3 separate regions of the Homo sapiens genome follow, and regions 1 and 3 are each linked to region 2. Evidence: chromatin contacts called from ENCODE Hi-C or POLR2A ChIA-PET data. All regions are on one chromosome and are shown on one strand. Each heading gives the region's core, a stretch centred on a gene start or an enhancer-like site at or near the end of the contact. The rest is flanking DNA. Distances are from core to core; before and after follow the strand shown.

What was found. Hi-C counts contacts between places; a loop is a spot of excess contacts on that map. ChIA-PET counts read pairs that join two places held with the same protein, here RNA polymerase II (POLR2A). Pooled maps may share reads with other maps.
Region 1: a loop to region 2 is called in a map of endothelial cell of umbilical vein, with 14 times the contacts of the local background. The contact joins two enhancer-like sites. A Hi-C loop is called at or near these places in 3 of 168 maps with a recorded cell type or tissue (CD14-positive monocyte, endothelial cell of umbilical vein and naive thymus-derived CD4-positive, alpha-beta T cell) and 1 of 50 pooled maps. POLR2A ChIA-PET finds 5 or more read pairs at or near these places in 1 of 52 experiments (activated CD4-positive, alpha-beta T cell).
Region 3: a loop to region 2 is called in a map of heart left ventricle, with 2.0 times the contacts of the local background. The contact joins two enhancer-like sites. A Hi-C loop is called at or near these places in 2 of 168 maps with a recorded cell type or tissue (heart left ventricle and tibial artery), 1 of 37 single-sample maps with no recorded cell type and 4 of 50 pooled maps. POLR2A ChIA-PET finds 5 or more read pairs at or near these places in 3 of 52 experiments (AG04450, PC-9 and common myeloid progenitor, CD34-positive).

The regions. Positions count from the first base shown.
Region 1 is chr11:2,950,556-2,954,603 of GRCh38, reverse strand. It overlaps NAP1L4 (nucleosome assembly protein 1 like 4), which reads left to right. Exons shown (of 16, transcript NM_005969.4): 12 at 1-77; 13 at 2,795-2,824; 14 at 3,289-3,345. Among named protein-coding and RNA genes, the nearest start is that of SNORA54, 11 kb to the left of the region's middle. Within about 2 kb of position 2,688, at least 4 of the 41 ENCODE cell types and tissues checked have a DNase peak (open chromatin) inside an H3K27ac peak, as active enhancers do; they include CD14-positive monocyte, where a contact is called at or near this core.
Region 2 is chr11:2,530,734-2,535,205 of GRCh38, reverse strand. The region is part of intron 2 of KCNQ1 (potassium voltage-gated channel subfamily Q member 1); the gene reads right to left. Among named protein-coding and RNA genes, the nearest start is that of KCNQ1, 88 kb to the right of the region's middle. RefSeq lists a silencer at 1,484-1,644 and an enhancer at 2,401-2,510. Within about 2 kb of position 1,270, at least 16 of the 41 ENCODE cell types and tissues checked have a DNase peak (open chromatin) inside an H3K27ac peak, as active enhancers do; they include CD14-positive monocyte and heart left ventricle, where a contact is called at or near this core.
Region 3 is chr11:2,789,789-2,794,340 of GRCh38, reverse strand. The region is part of intron 15 of KCNQ1 (potassium voltage-gated channel subfamily Q member 1); the gene reads right to left. It overlaps LOC124902614 (a long non-coding RNA gene), which reads left to right. Exons shown (of 3, transcript XR_007062554.1): 3 at 166-246. Among named protein-coding and RNA genes, the nearest start is that of KCNQ1-AS1, 70 kb to the left of the region's middle. Within about 2 kb of position 2,365, at least 10 of the 41 ENCODE cell types and tissues checked have a DNase peak (open chromatin) inside an H3K27ac peak, as active enhancers do; they include heart left ventricle, where a contact is called at or near this core.

The DNA.
Region 1 (4,048 bases), core at 1,439-3,938, 420 kb before region 2:
GACACTTTTTCCGTGAGCGGATAGTCCCGCGGGCTGTGCTGTACTTCACTGGGGAGGCCATAGAAGATGATGACAATGTATGAGGCTCGGGGAAGGGGGGCTTCCACCTGGGTGCTTATCTCTGTTGGTGCAGAGTGGCCCTGAATTGTGGCTTAGGAAACCCCCATGCCTAATCTTTTTATTACATCATCAGCCAGATATGTAGTCCAAGCTGCTGTCCTTGTTGTGGGGGGAATACGCTTGAAGAGGAGAAGTCTGAGGAACAGAGCAGGAAAAGCAGGTGTCTGTGAAGCAGTTTCAGAGGTGATTGCCAGTTTCCTATGTGAGCCCTGCCTAGTGACTCAACAATATTCTCTCAAAACCTAAGCTTCAGGGAACTTGTGAACACAGGGAATATCTCTTTTATGGAGGTCTGGCCACAACAAACATTTATTGACAGTGGACTTATGCTAGCCTGTGGTTCATCAACCCAAAAGAAATAGAAATTCCTGAACTTCTATCTAATTAGGTAAAAAGGAAAAAAAAGAAACCCGTGCTCCCGAAGAAAACAACAAGATTGCATGTCACTTTCCTTTCTGGGCTTGAGGGAAGCCAGCTCTTCCACAGTCAGAACTTGCGGGTGCACAGCCCAAGTACCGCTTAGAAACTCCCATCCTCACCAAGGCTCAAGCAGCTTCAAGTCTTCTTGATCTGTGGAAAATAAAGTTTTGTTTTATAGACTGTTACTGGAAGTATGTTCTAGATGATACTCTCTTTCTTGTGGAGCTCTTAGGTTTCTTTTCTTAGAAGGTCTGGTCTGTTGGGGCTTCAGACAGGGCGGCAAGAGCTTAGGTGGGTTCAAGGGCCTTAGCCCCCTGTGGCAGTAAAGGCCAACATCTCCTCACACCTCTCCCATTGTACTGAGTTCCACCAGTGGGGAGAATAGGCCAGCGTGCTCTTTATCAGCTGTTAGGTCTTAGACTGTTCATTTAACTTCTAAAACTCAACTTGCTGGCTCATCCCTAGGTTGGGAGGTGATTGCAGGTCAGGGAACATGGACAGTCAGGTAGCTGCCAAGACATAGTTTTACAAATTCTAGACCAGCACTTTCCAGTAGAACTTTCTCTGTTGATGGAACTGTCCTCTGCCTGCTTGGTCCAGTGCAGTAGGACTGACCACTTGAGGACTTGAAATATGGCTGCTGAGACTGAAGAACTGAACATTTCATTTACCTTAGTTTAAATTTAAATAGTGAGCTAAGGGCTAGTGGCTACACATTGGAAAGCTTATCTGAAACTGTTTTGATCATACACCCGTCAGTTTAAAGGACTTGAATATGCATGTGTGCTATTTGCTTACTTATATGCGGTATCTGTACTGCTGGTGAGCACTGTGCCACATTTGCTTATAGTACATGTGCGTTTCATTCACAATACGTTCAGCACAGGTACTACTGATGAGCAGTGTCAGTTAGAGGCTAGAAGTGCCAGCTCAGATTAGACTGCTCAGACTCGCATCCCCATTCTCCCTTTAGTAGCTCCACCACCTCCTTGAGCTTCAGTTTCCTCAGCTGTAAGTAGAGCTCATGGTAAAGACTCTGGTTACTTGTTAAGCCCTTAACATAGCACCTGGCACAGAGCAATGACTCAGTAAGTGTTGGCATAAAGTGTTTTACTAATGTTACTTTCTAGACCGTACCCCAACACTAGAAAGTTGTTGGAGGAGGAGGTGAATGTGGGAACCCTGGTCTTGTCTTCTCTGCACGTGGCAGCTCCTGCTCTGCCCAGGTGGGTGATGCATCTGGAGCAGCCCCTGTGCACAGCCCCTTAAGGGCAAAATGCTGTCCTTAGAGCCTTGGAATAGGCCCTGGAGCCTGCTGGAGGCTCGTTGGATCTGACGTGAAATGGAAGAATATTGAGAAGCCTTTCCCTGCCTGATGCCAGTTAGGGTCCTTAGAGCGGAAGGGCGCTGCACCGTGGCCACATCTCATCCTGGCTGCTGCGTGGCGCCAGGAGGCTGTGCACACTGTGTGAACTCCACACCAGCACAGTAGGGCCCTTCTAAGTTCCACCGAAGTTGGCTCTAAGCAAATACATGGTGTGAGCTCAACAAAATGGGAAATGTTGATAAATGAAGCTGCATTTTCATGCACTACCCTTGTTATGCAACCAGTAGTGATAAGGTGGTTTTGCTTTTGGTGTAAGTCTCATGTTTGAAACTTGATTTTTAGTCTGACCAATGATGTATTTGGATGTAGGAGAAACTGATTCAAGACAATTGACTAATGGTGGAGGTTCACCTTTGAGCACCTTATTGATCACTTTAAAGATTAAACACCAAAGTTTTAATATATTTCTACTAAGGTTTCTTTTCCCTTTGTATGAGATGTAAAATGATACCCAGATTCCTGTATCCAATAACATTATGCTGCTGGTTCGATCAGCCTTGTAGAAAATTTAAGGAAAACAAATTCATCGGTTTACAAAAATCTTTTCCTGTGTGCCTGCTCCTCGGTGTGAGAACAGCCAGGGCAGAGCTGTGGTGCCAGGTTCCCAGCTGTGTCCAGGGTACACCCTGGCTGACCAGCTTCCTATCCTATTCCTTGTTTTGCGTGACTTTCAATTTCCTGGCATGCTTTTAAAATGCGCTGCACACAAGCAAATGGCTCCTCAGGCAAGCGAGGCCCAGCAGGCAGCGTGGCTGGACTTTCTGCTCCTCTTAGGCTTGGTCAGTGAGTCACTTGATGGGACTGGTGTCTTGGGCAGGCTGCTGTCATGTTTTGTAAACCTAAAAATGTTTTTCTGTGTTTCTCCAGTTTGAAGAAGGTGAAGAAGGAGAAGAGGAGGTAAGAGACAGGTTTATGCAGTGCCACTTACCTCCCTGAAGTTGTTTCTTTGGCTTTCTCTGCTTGAAGGTTATGGACTCACAGGGCTGTGTTAAACCCATTTTTTGTGACGCTGTCTTTGATTCTAAGAATGTTCTTAAAACACTAAGCAGAAATGCATAGCAAATGCTGTGACAGTTTCCATCGTTTTTGACCCTGCAGTTGGTTCATGAAAATGTATCTTAGAAAATAATCATTTAACAAAATCTACTTTTTCAGAATTTTGTTTCTTTCAGGGCTCTCTGTGAGAACAAAAAGATACCTAGAAATAATTCTAAGTGTCCAAAGGAAGTGATGAGTCACTTGTGGGTAGCAGTAATTGATTTCCATCTAAGGCAGTGTTTTGCTCCTTGTGTTTGTGGATTGTGAATGCCACAAGAGTTTAAATCTTGTCATTCCAGCTAATTCTCACTTTTTAAATACAGGAATTAGAAGGTGACGAGGAGGGAGAAGACGAGGATGATGCGGAAATTAACCCCAAGGTTGGTAACTTTGGGGCCACCCAGACCTACTTATTATGCTGCACTCTTAGACTTTTAAAAATGTTCCCCACTTTGAGGCAGTAGTGTTAACAATATTCATTATTCCCTAATTAGAAAGTTTAAAATGTGTCAGAAAAATAGTGGAATGATTATTCAGACACTGTGTCTATAATTTGAGTGTTGAGTGTACATACTCAGTAGAAGCTTTTCCAGCTGTCTCAAGCTGTGTCTTATTTACATAGACTCCTCAGTAGAGCAACTTGACTTTCCAAGTGTTTCATTCTTTTAAGGTAAGGTAATGATTTAACTGACAACATAAATAAACTTTTCTTTGTGCGTGTTTGGAAAAGGTGCAAAGAAGGGACTTTGGGGCTCTTTTTGTTAAGGAACAGAATAATGGGATTGTGGGCATCATTTGACCCAGTTGCACTTGAGCTGAGCATGCCCAGATGATGTGTCTAGATATCTCATATGTCTCAGATAATTTAAAATAAATTGGAAAGGTTTACTAAAGAAAACTGAGTTGAAAATGAGTGGGCAACCCCATTAATTTTACCTGCAAATTTAGATTTTTATTTGTGGTCTCAGAGTAACTTAAATCAAGGTACTTTGACCATTTGGCACATTTTAAAATCAGAAGTGCTTAAATGTCATCCTACAGCATCATAAGAGTTTCTTCTTGTAAAACATGAAATGTGTAGTT
Region 2 (4,472 bases), core at 21-2,520:
AGTGTCTAGCGTCCTTTCACCCTGAACAGGCTCCGAGAGCCTCTGTCTCCCTGGGGTGGGCTCCAGGCAGGTCTCAGGACAGATGAGTGAGAAGTTTCTCCTACAGGCTCATGGGGCAGTGACCTGAAGTCTGGCTGGGCAGAGCTGCAGGCCACCCCGTGCCCTGGGGGCTGTGCAGACAGAGGGCCCACATCTGTCAAGTCCTCTGGGCCTAGCTCCAGGGGCTCAGTGCAGACAGGAACCAGGGCTCCAGCCCGCACATACACAGGGCCCTGCAGTGAGGATCCCAGGGGTGCGGAATCTCAGTCCAGCTCTGCCTTTCATGAGCCCATGGGCTGCTTGCACATAGATCCTGGCACACAGTAGGTGCTTAATAAAGATTTGCTGGCTGAACAAATGCAGGCGGAAACAACCCTGCCAGGGAGAAGACGACCGCGTTCTGAAGCCTCAGAGTGGCCTGGGTGGTGGGGACCGGTCTTAGCTGGGTAGCTCCCAAGTGACAGGGACAAAAAGGCAAGTGAGCCCACAGGCCCACAGAGGGACACAACTCTTCCCAGAGCACCCTGCAGCCCTGAGGAGGGAGTGGGTACCCCCGTCCCTGGGCAACCAGTCTAGTGGGGAGTTGCCCCCGAAGCAAGTGTGCAGGACGGGGCTTCGTCAGACCCATAGGAGCTCACCAGGCAGGGCGAGGCAGGCAGGGAGGAAGACAACCCTCAGCGGGCGGCAGCTGCAGAGGGAGTCAGACCTCGGGGTGGGTGGAGGAAAATCCTGAGTCACCCACTGGTTCCCCAACCTGGGCAAAGGTGCCTTTGCTCTGCGTCTTTTCCCGGCAGCGGCAGAAATGGTGCTGCGGGAAACCGCCCCAGGCCGTGCGCAGAGCAGGCTCCTCATCAGAGCAGCTGCGGGTCCCAGGTGAAAAACACCAGGTGAGGACCTGCGGGCCTGCGGGCGCCCTGAGCAAGTGGAGGCCAGGGCGCTGAGGACAGGACCCGACCTTGTTCCACAGAGAGGGCCGCCCAGGGCCGTCACGGAGGCCCAGAGACTCCCTACAGGGTCTCACTTTGCTGCTGGGAGGGAAACTGAGGCCTTGCTCTGAGCTGGGAGGGAAACTGAGGCCTCGCTGTGTGCTGAAGGCGCAGCAGAAACCCAGGCAGTGGAGGCTGCAGCTGGCGGGAGGGGTGGGCCACCGGGCGGGGCGGAGGGAGCCTCAGCAGAGGGGAGGAAGCCGCAGCGATGACCTCATCCCCTAGGCCTCCGGGGCCGCAGCTCACGGGGTTTTTTAACCACAGGCATTGCAGGACAATTCCCTGGTATGTTCACCACCAAAGGCGCGGACTAGCCGTGTTTGTGTTGTGCTTTTGAGTGCCTCTCTCTTTGTGTGGAGTTTGACAAAAGCTGTGATCCTGGAGACAAAAGCCAGGCCCTCACCTGGGCCAGGGCAGGGTCTCTTACTGCAGAGAGCAGGGGGCCAGTTTCTAGCAGCAGCTGGCTTCGGCAAGAAACAGGAGAGCCACCCAAACCGGGAACTCCTTCCCAGGCAAGAACACGCAAAGCACACACACGTCAGACACACGTGTGCACACACACACCAGGCATATGTGTACGCATGTGCGCACGGAGCTACCCACAGGCACGCACACGTACACTGAGTGCACACATGCACACGTGTGCCACTTCCACAGACATGGGTACACAGACGTGCACATGCACGTACGTACACACGTGCACACACAGCCCCCTCTGAATTCAGAAGCCAGGTTGGGGCCCTCTTTGCAGCCCAGGAAGTGGCTCTCCTCCCTGGGAGGCCTTGAGGAAATCTCCCTGCCCAGCAGATTTCCGACGTGGTGTTCACGTGGTGTTCACGGTGCCGGCCGGACCCCAGCCGAGACCAGATTCCTCCCGAAATGGCTTTTTCAGGCCCACCGCATATCCCTGGTTCAGCAGAATGCCTAATCCCTCCGAGGCCGCGCTGGGGTTTCCTTAGCAGTGCTGAGATAACAGCTTTCTGGCACTGCAAAGCTGGGCGTACGAAAAGAAACGAGAAAACAGGGGCTCCCTGGGAACACATCGCTTTGATCCATTTTTTCCCCCAACATTTAAACATCGTGCTCTCGGAATCCCTCATGCGGGTCCTGCACCCGCCCGGCCCCTCCTGGGTTCCCCAAGGCTGTGGTTTGGGCTCCCCGCGCTCAGCACTCCTTGGCGGGTGCCAGCAGCTCCTGAGTTGCATGTAGCACGAGCGCCCTCTGGCGTCTACAGGCCTTCCCGCCGCCTGGCCCCAAGGGCTGCAAACACCTTTGCTTCTCGTACCTCCCCGAAGCGCCCCCAACCGTCCTTCCTGCAACCCTGCACAGCCTCCCTCTGCTGGAATCAAGAACCCAACAGCCGTCCTCACTCCTCCAGGCCTGAAGCCTCGGGAACCTGCTGTCAGGTGACTTCTGCCTGTGCTCTGATCCCCACAGCCCTGTGCCTGCTGTCCGCTGGAAGCTGTGAGCCCTGGGAGGGGTCCCTGCCTGCCCCGCCAGCACCAGCTTACCTCCTTCTCACTGTGCCCCTCCCACCTGAGCGCCCCCTCCTCCAAGCAAGTGGTCACTGTCTCCCCACCCAGAGCCCACGCCTCAGTCTCGGCCCTGATGTGTCTGTACATCCGCCTGTCAAGGCCAGGCCCACGGCTGCCTCACTCTCTGCTGTGTCCCCAACGTGCCCCCACCATGGCCATGACTGAGTGACAGCTGGACCCTCAAATCCCCTTGAAGGATTTGTTTCCACGCGGCCAGTGCTTCGAGAGACTGCTGGGAAGTGTGGCAAGGCGAGTGGGAGGGTGTCTCCATCACGCAGGGGCAGCTGAAGCCGGGAGCACATACCAAGCTGGGTCATCCTCGCTGGGCAACTCTGGCCTATGCATTTGATGCAGGGAGGGACATGCACGGCCAGGAAGCGCCATGCAGAGCTTGTGGGGTTAGCGCAGCCACGGGGTCCCACCCTCAGGGAGTGTGGAATGGCCTGAGGCAGACAGATGCTTGTGAGCCTCCCAGAGCCCCATGAACCCAGAACAGGGCAGGTCGGCGGGGATGGTGTGCAGGATAGTGCCAAGCAGAGGCCTGAAACCTGACAAGAGGCTGAGTGCTGACACTCCCGAGGACAGCCAGGTCCAGAGAAGAGGGCTTGCAAAGGCCCTGGGGCAGCCAGGAATGTCCAAGGCTTGGCCTGGAGTGAGTGAGCCCAGGCTGGGTGAGGTGGGGTGGGTAGTGTTACAGGTGATGGGCCTGAACGTGGCACCACCTTGGGGAATGTAGCCTAAACGTCACAGGGAGCTTCTGGAATGATCAGGTTTTTGTCTTAGAAAGTCCTCCCCAGCTGCTGTTTGCAGGGTTGCCTGGTGAGACGCAAGGTGTGGCAGGGAGGCAGCTGGCATGACAGATAAAGGGACAAGGGAGGCGGCCAGGGTCTCTCTGCCTTCCAAGCAGTGGAAAAGGCAGAGGGGACTGCAAGGGGGACTACAGCAGAAAGGGGGCTCTATGCTTGGGGCCACGGGCTGCTTCTCTGCCATGCCACCCCGGAGGAGAGGGAGCTGCAGGGCAGTGAAAGGGCCGGTTCCTGCTGACCAGGGGTTTGTGGCCACAGTTCAGCAAATAGCCACCAGGTGGCGCACAGACCCCAGGGATGCGCAGACAGTGGGCAGGGCTGCTGGGATGAGGACCATCTTGGAGGCTTCCCTGGGGGCACAGCTCAGCACTGTGTAGGGTCTGCCCTCCTGCCTGGGCAGGGCTGCATCCTAGGGAGCAACCCTACCTGGTCTGCTCCATGCCCCTGTCCCCTGCCTGGTTTAGATGCCGCATGGGGGCCTTGGGGTGCTGCTGGTGATTCTAGGGCTGCAGACGGGCACATGAAGCCCAGGGCACGTCTAATTCTCGAGCTGCAGACGGGCATGTGGAGCCCAGGGCACGTCTAATTCTCGAGCTGCAGACGGGCATGTGGAGCCCAGGGCACGTCTAATTCTCGAGCTGCAGACGGGCATGTGGAGCCCAGGGCACGTCTGAAGGTCCCTGCAGGTCCAGCCTGGGTGCAGGCTTCTCCAGGCTTCGCCCTCCCAGCTGCCTGGGAGATAACCACCTAGGAAGTGAGGACCTGAACTTGGACGCTGTGGTGCTGACAGACAGCCCTGGCTGGGCAGGAGCACCTGGGTGGGCTCACGTTAGCACCGGGGCTCCATTTAAAACCAGGCAAGTCCCAGGCCACCTGGGGGCGAGGGGCTAACCACCTAGATCCAGGTTAGTACGTGAGGGATGGGACAGGCAGGATCTCACGTCTCACACACAGCACAGGCATGAACACACGTACATACACATAGGTACACACACGCAGCGACACATAGCTATACATAAATACACACAACACAGCCATGCATAAACATACAATACATGCTCACAGGCGCACACTACAATGTGCCTATATGTGGCCACATTCACACA
Region 3 (4,552 bases), core at 1,116-3,615, 260 kb before region 2:
GAGCAAAGCATCCCCACGTGGGGGCTCACAGCAGAAGCTCGGGGTCCTTCTCCAACCTTTCTCCCCTCAGTCTGCTTGTTCTCATCGGTGGGGCTGGCAGACTGGGGGCTGGCCCCAAGGCCTCCACCCTAGTCCAAAGTGCTGATGCTCTCCCTCATCCCACAGCAGCCCCTCACCACTCCTGGAACTGCATCCTCACCTGCCTGTAACCCTCCTCCCACGAAGCCGGAGCCACCCCTGGATCCTTGGCCCGGCCGGGCCATCCCTCGCTCACCAGCTCTGCCTCACCTGCTCTCATGGCCTCAGGAGGATGTGCCCTCGTGCCCTAGGGCCTTTGCAAGGCTGCACACACTGGACACTCTTCCACCCTGTGTCACCCTCCTCCTCCTCACTCACTCCTGGTTGGCTCTGGGCTCCTGACTCCACTGACTGGGAAAACCGAGTACTTTCTCCTTCACACAGACAGATATGTAATTACGGGTCACTATGTGCGTCCCCCTGCCCAGCCATGGGGCTGTACATTCTAAGGAGCAGGGGCCAGCCCACCCTACTCACACTGCAGCCCCAGGCAGTGGCACAAGGTGAATGAATAAATGCCCACAGTGCTTCAGAAGGATTCCTTTGCTTTTTTCCTTTCTGCTCCTTGTGACTTCTGGTCCCTCCATCCCTCCAGAAGGGCCTCAGTTAAAAAAAAAATACTTCTTACTTTTATTTTTAGAGATAGGATCTCACTGTGTTGCCCAGGCTAGAGTGCAGTGGTGTGATCATGGCTCACTGCAGCCTTGAACTCCTGGGCTCAAGCGATTCTTCTAACTCAGCCTGCTGAGCAGCCGGGACCACAGGCACACACCATCACGCTTGGCTAATTTTTTATTTTTATTTTCATAGAGACAGGGTCTCGCTATGTTGCCCAGGGTGGTCGTGAACTCCTGGCCTCAAGCCATCCCCCCGTCTTGGCCTCCTAAAGAGCTGGGATTACAGGTGTGAGCCACTGTGCCCAGCCTCAGTTTTGAGGATATTCCTGGGTTCTGGAGAAAGCTCGGAGCCCTCACATGACCCTGCTAGTGCAATTTCCACCCGTTATTGGATATGGTCCCTCTCAGTAAGAGGGGCTATCACAGAGCCTTAGAACAAGAGCCCTTGTGTTTGTCGGGTGCACCCAGGCGGGCCCTGCCTGATGCCCATGAGGCTGAACCCATTTGTAGCCCAGCGAGGATGGGTGGCCAGGTAGCATGAGTCACCCAGGCATCAGCATCTCCTCAGCAGCTCCTGCCCTGACGGGGTGTTCACCCTGCTGGACAAGCATCCCTTTGCGGGCAGCAGACAGGCAGCCACCTTGCCGCCCACACAGATGGCTCTTGTGTGCCTGACCTGCGGCTCCCGGGGGGCGGGGAAGAGAGGGGGTGCTGTGCACTTTGACACCTATGTGGGGGACTGGGGGCAGGGAGGGGGCGAGGGGCAGGGGGCTGCGTGCTGGCCCCGCTGTCAGGCTCACCTTACTCGGCTAATCCTGAACGTGCAAGAACAATGCTGCCAAAGCCATGAGCTGGATCTCAGCCCTCCGGGGCCCCAAGCCCCCATCTCCTCTAATTGAGGCCTCACAGGGTGGTCTGCGCCCCCAGGCTCCCCCTTGTCCGTGGCTCTGGCCAGTGCCTCCTGCTGTTGCCAAGGTGGTCCAGGCACTGCCTCAGCCCGCACCCCACAACCGCTGTGCCCTCCGCCCAGAACGCTCTTCCTCTAGATATCCATAGGATGCGCTCCCTCACCCGCACAGACCTTTTCCTGGCAGCCCGCACACCCTGCAACCTCTTCTTGAAAGGCCTGGGTCTGACCTGAGGGAGAGAGTTTCTCTTGGGCAGAGGGAGGGGTCACGGCCCCGTCCCTCCTATCCACCTGGCGCTTTCCACCTTCCTGAGAGCAGAGGCCACTGTAAAAGGGACCGTGTGCTGGGGGTTTTCTGGGTGCTGGACTTGTGGGCACACACCCCATCCACTCCTGCCTGGTCCACACACTGGCTGCTGTTTCACAGACAAAGATCTGGCGGCCAGAGGGGCTCCAGGTTTGAGAAGGGCCCTCAAAGGAGCAGCCCCTTCCTATTGCTGCAGCGTCTTCCACACGTGGAGAGGGGTTCAGGCCCACGCTGCTCTGGGCCTGCAGGGCCACCCCCTGGAGGCCGCGGGAGTGCGGGAGGGGACGCCGGGCCTGCAGGGGTGGCGGAGGGACCCGGGAAGGCATGAATGGAAGCGCCGGACCAGGGCGGGAAGCAGCGGACGCGGAACGGGGTGGGGAGGGCTCAGGTTGCCAACCCAAACAGCCCAGCGCGCCTCGGCCCCGTGTTTAATCCACAAAAATTTCCATCTGCCTCTGGAGCACTCGGAACCCGGGCAACGAAAGGCTGTTCGCGCGGCAAAGTAAACACCGGCTCCGTGCAGGGACGGCCGTGCGCCGCGTCAGCCATTTTGTGGACGCCACCGTCCAAAGTGAGGCGGAAGCCCCCACCTGCGGGCTCGGAGCCAGGGCAGGAAGCCGGTCCCACCGCCCGGAGCGGCGCGGCGAGGACCTGGGCATCCACCTGCCGCCAGCGCCACCTCTGACCTGGGGCCAGAACCCGAGCCCGGGAGGCCCGGGCCCCCCACCCCCACCCGCAGCTGCCGCCAAGCCCCCGCACAACCTCGGGGTCCACACCTGACGGGGAGGGCCCGGGACGTGCTGGGCCTGTGCCGCCGGTTCGCCCCGTCCTTCCTTCCCCGCCCGCGGTTTCCCAGCCCAGCCGGCACGGCCAGGTCCCCTCCCCGGGAGGGAGGGGAGGCTCGGGTCGGGACATCTATTTTTGATGGTGACCAAGCCACTGCTTAATATGCAGAACCGGCTGGGGGCAGGCTGTGCCCTGACCCACGGGGTGACAAGTTTGAAAAGGGGCCCATTTTGACCAAAATACATGTTTTTCTGAGGTTGGCCAGGGCAGCCAGGCAGGGTTTGCCGCACAGACAAGGCTCCGCACCGCCCTCACGCCCTGGCCCCTGCAGGCGGCCAGCCCAGCCGGACTCCCGCAATTGATGCTGTCGATTATAGATCCGCACACGGTGCCCAGTGAGGGCTCGGCCGCTGCGGGCTCCGGCCACCGTCCTGCTCGGGCACCTGACACGCCCCTGCCGCCTGCTGTCCTATCCCAGCCTCTCTCTGAAGCAGTTGCACTCACAGAAGTTGACACACACTTGAGCTGAATTTTTAAAAAGACTTAAATTTCCTCTCTGGCCAATATTGGAGGCCTATAAATAGAGTCATTCAGGAGAGGCTTGAGGGTGGCAACTGTCCCCCACAGGCAGGCTAAGAGAGAAACACCCCAAGAAAGAGAGACGCTAGTGTGGGGAAAAGAACAGTTCTTGGGGGATTGCTGAGGGTAAGAGAAGCAGGAAGCCGCTGGATAGCTGGGGAAAGCAAGACCTGGATTCAGGAGGCCTGGCCAGGGCCACGTAGTAGGGTTGAGGCGGAACTTGAACTTGCAGAGAGACCCCTGATGCCATCCTCATGCTCACACCCTCTGAGCTCTGCCATCAGCCAAGCAGGCCTCCTGGGCCAGGAGCTTGTGACACTGCCCACGCCACAGGGCCTTTGCACGCGAGCGATCGGCATAATGGTGCCTGTCCCCTCCACTGGGGGCCAGGAGGCTGAGGCGCTGAGAGCCCACGTGACTCGCCGAGTCTCACAGCCATCGCGTGTAGGGGGCAGAGCTTGCACCCCAGCCACTGGCTCCAAAGGCGTGAGAGGAGGTCAGGCTTTTGCCCTGTGTGGGATGGGAAGGGGGGATGGGAAAGGGGTCTGTGTGTGGCCCTGTGTGCACAGCTGGATGCTGGGTGTGGATGGGCCACACCTGGATGAGGACCCTGAGTGATGAGCCCCTCCTATGGGGTTCAGGGTCCCATGGGTAACCAAGAGTGACAAAGTGAGACTGCACCTGCAGGATGGGGCTTGGCCCGGCTGTCTCAGTAGGTGCTGGGCCAGGCTAGGGCACTGCTGCCAGGGCTGTCCAGAGCAGTAGAACCAGAGGCAATGCCAGCTCCTGGTGTCACCGAGTGGGGACAGTGTAGACAACCCCAGCAGAGGAGGACGGGAGCCACATCAGACAGGCTTCTCCTCTGAGCTGGGCACTCTCCACGGTCCCATCACCCAGTGGCAGTTAGTGGGGGCTGTCTCTGTGGCAGGTTGAGGGTCATTTGGGCTCATGGTATGGCAGAGGGTCATTGGGATATGATCTGGGGGTCATGACCTGGTGGTCAAAGGGATATGATCCCCTCCAAGTCCCAGGGCAGGGCTGGAATCTGCAGCTGACAAGTGCCCTTTGCCAGCCTCTGGCAACCTCATGGCAACCTATCCGAGGATGGGTGGCACAGAGAGGAGCCTCTGAGTGGGGAGGACCTCACAGGATGTTAGGATTGGGGGTGGTCCTCCCAGGGGAGACCAGAGGACCAAGGTGGGACCTTGTTTCTGAGGTTCCCTTTCCCATCACACTCACCTCCACGTGACATCACTTTACTGGGGGGAAAAAGAAACA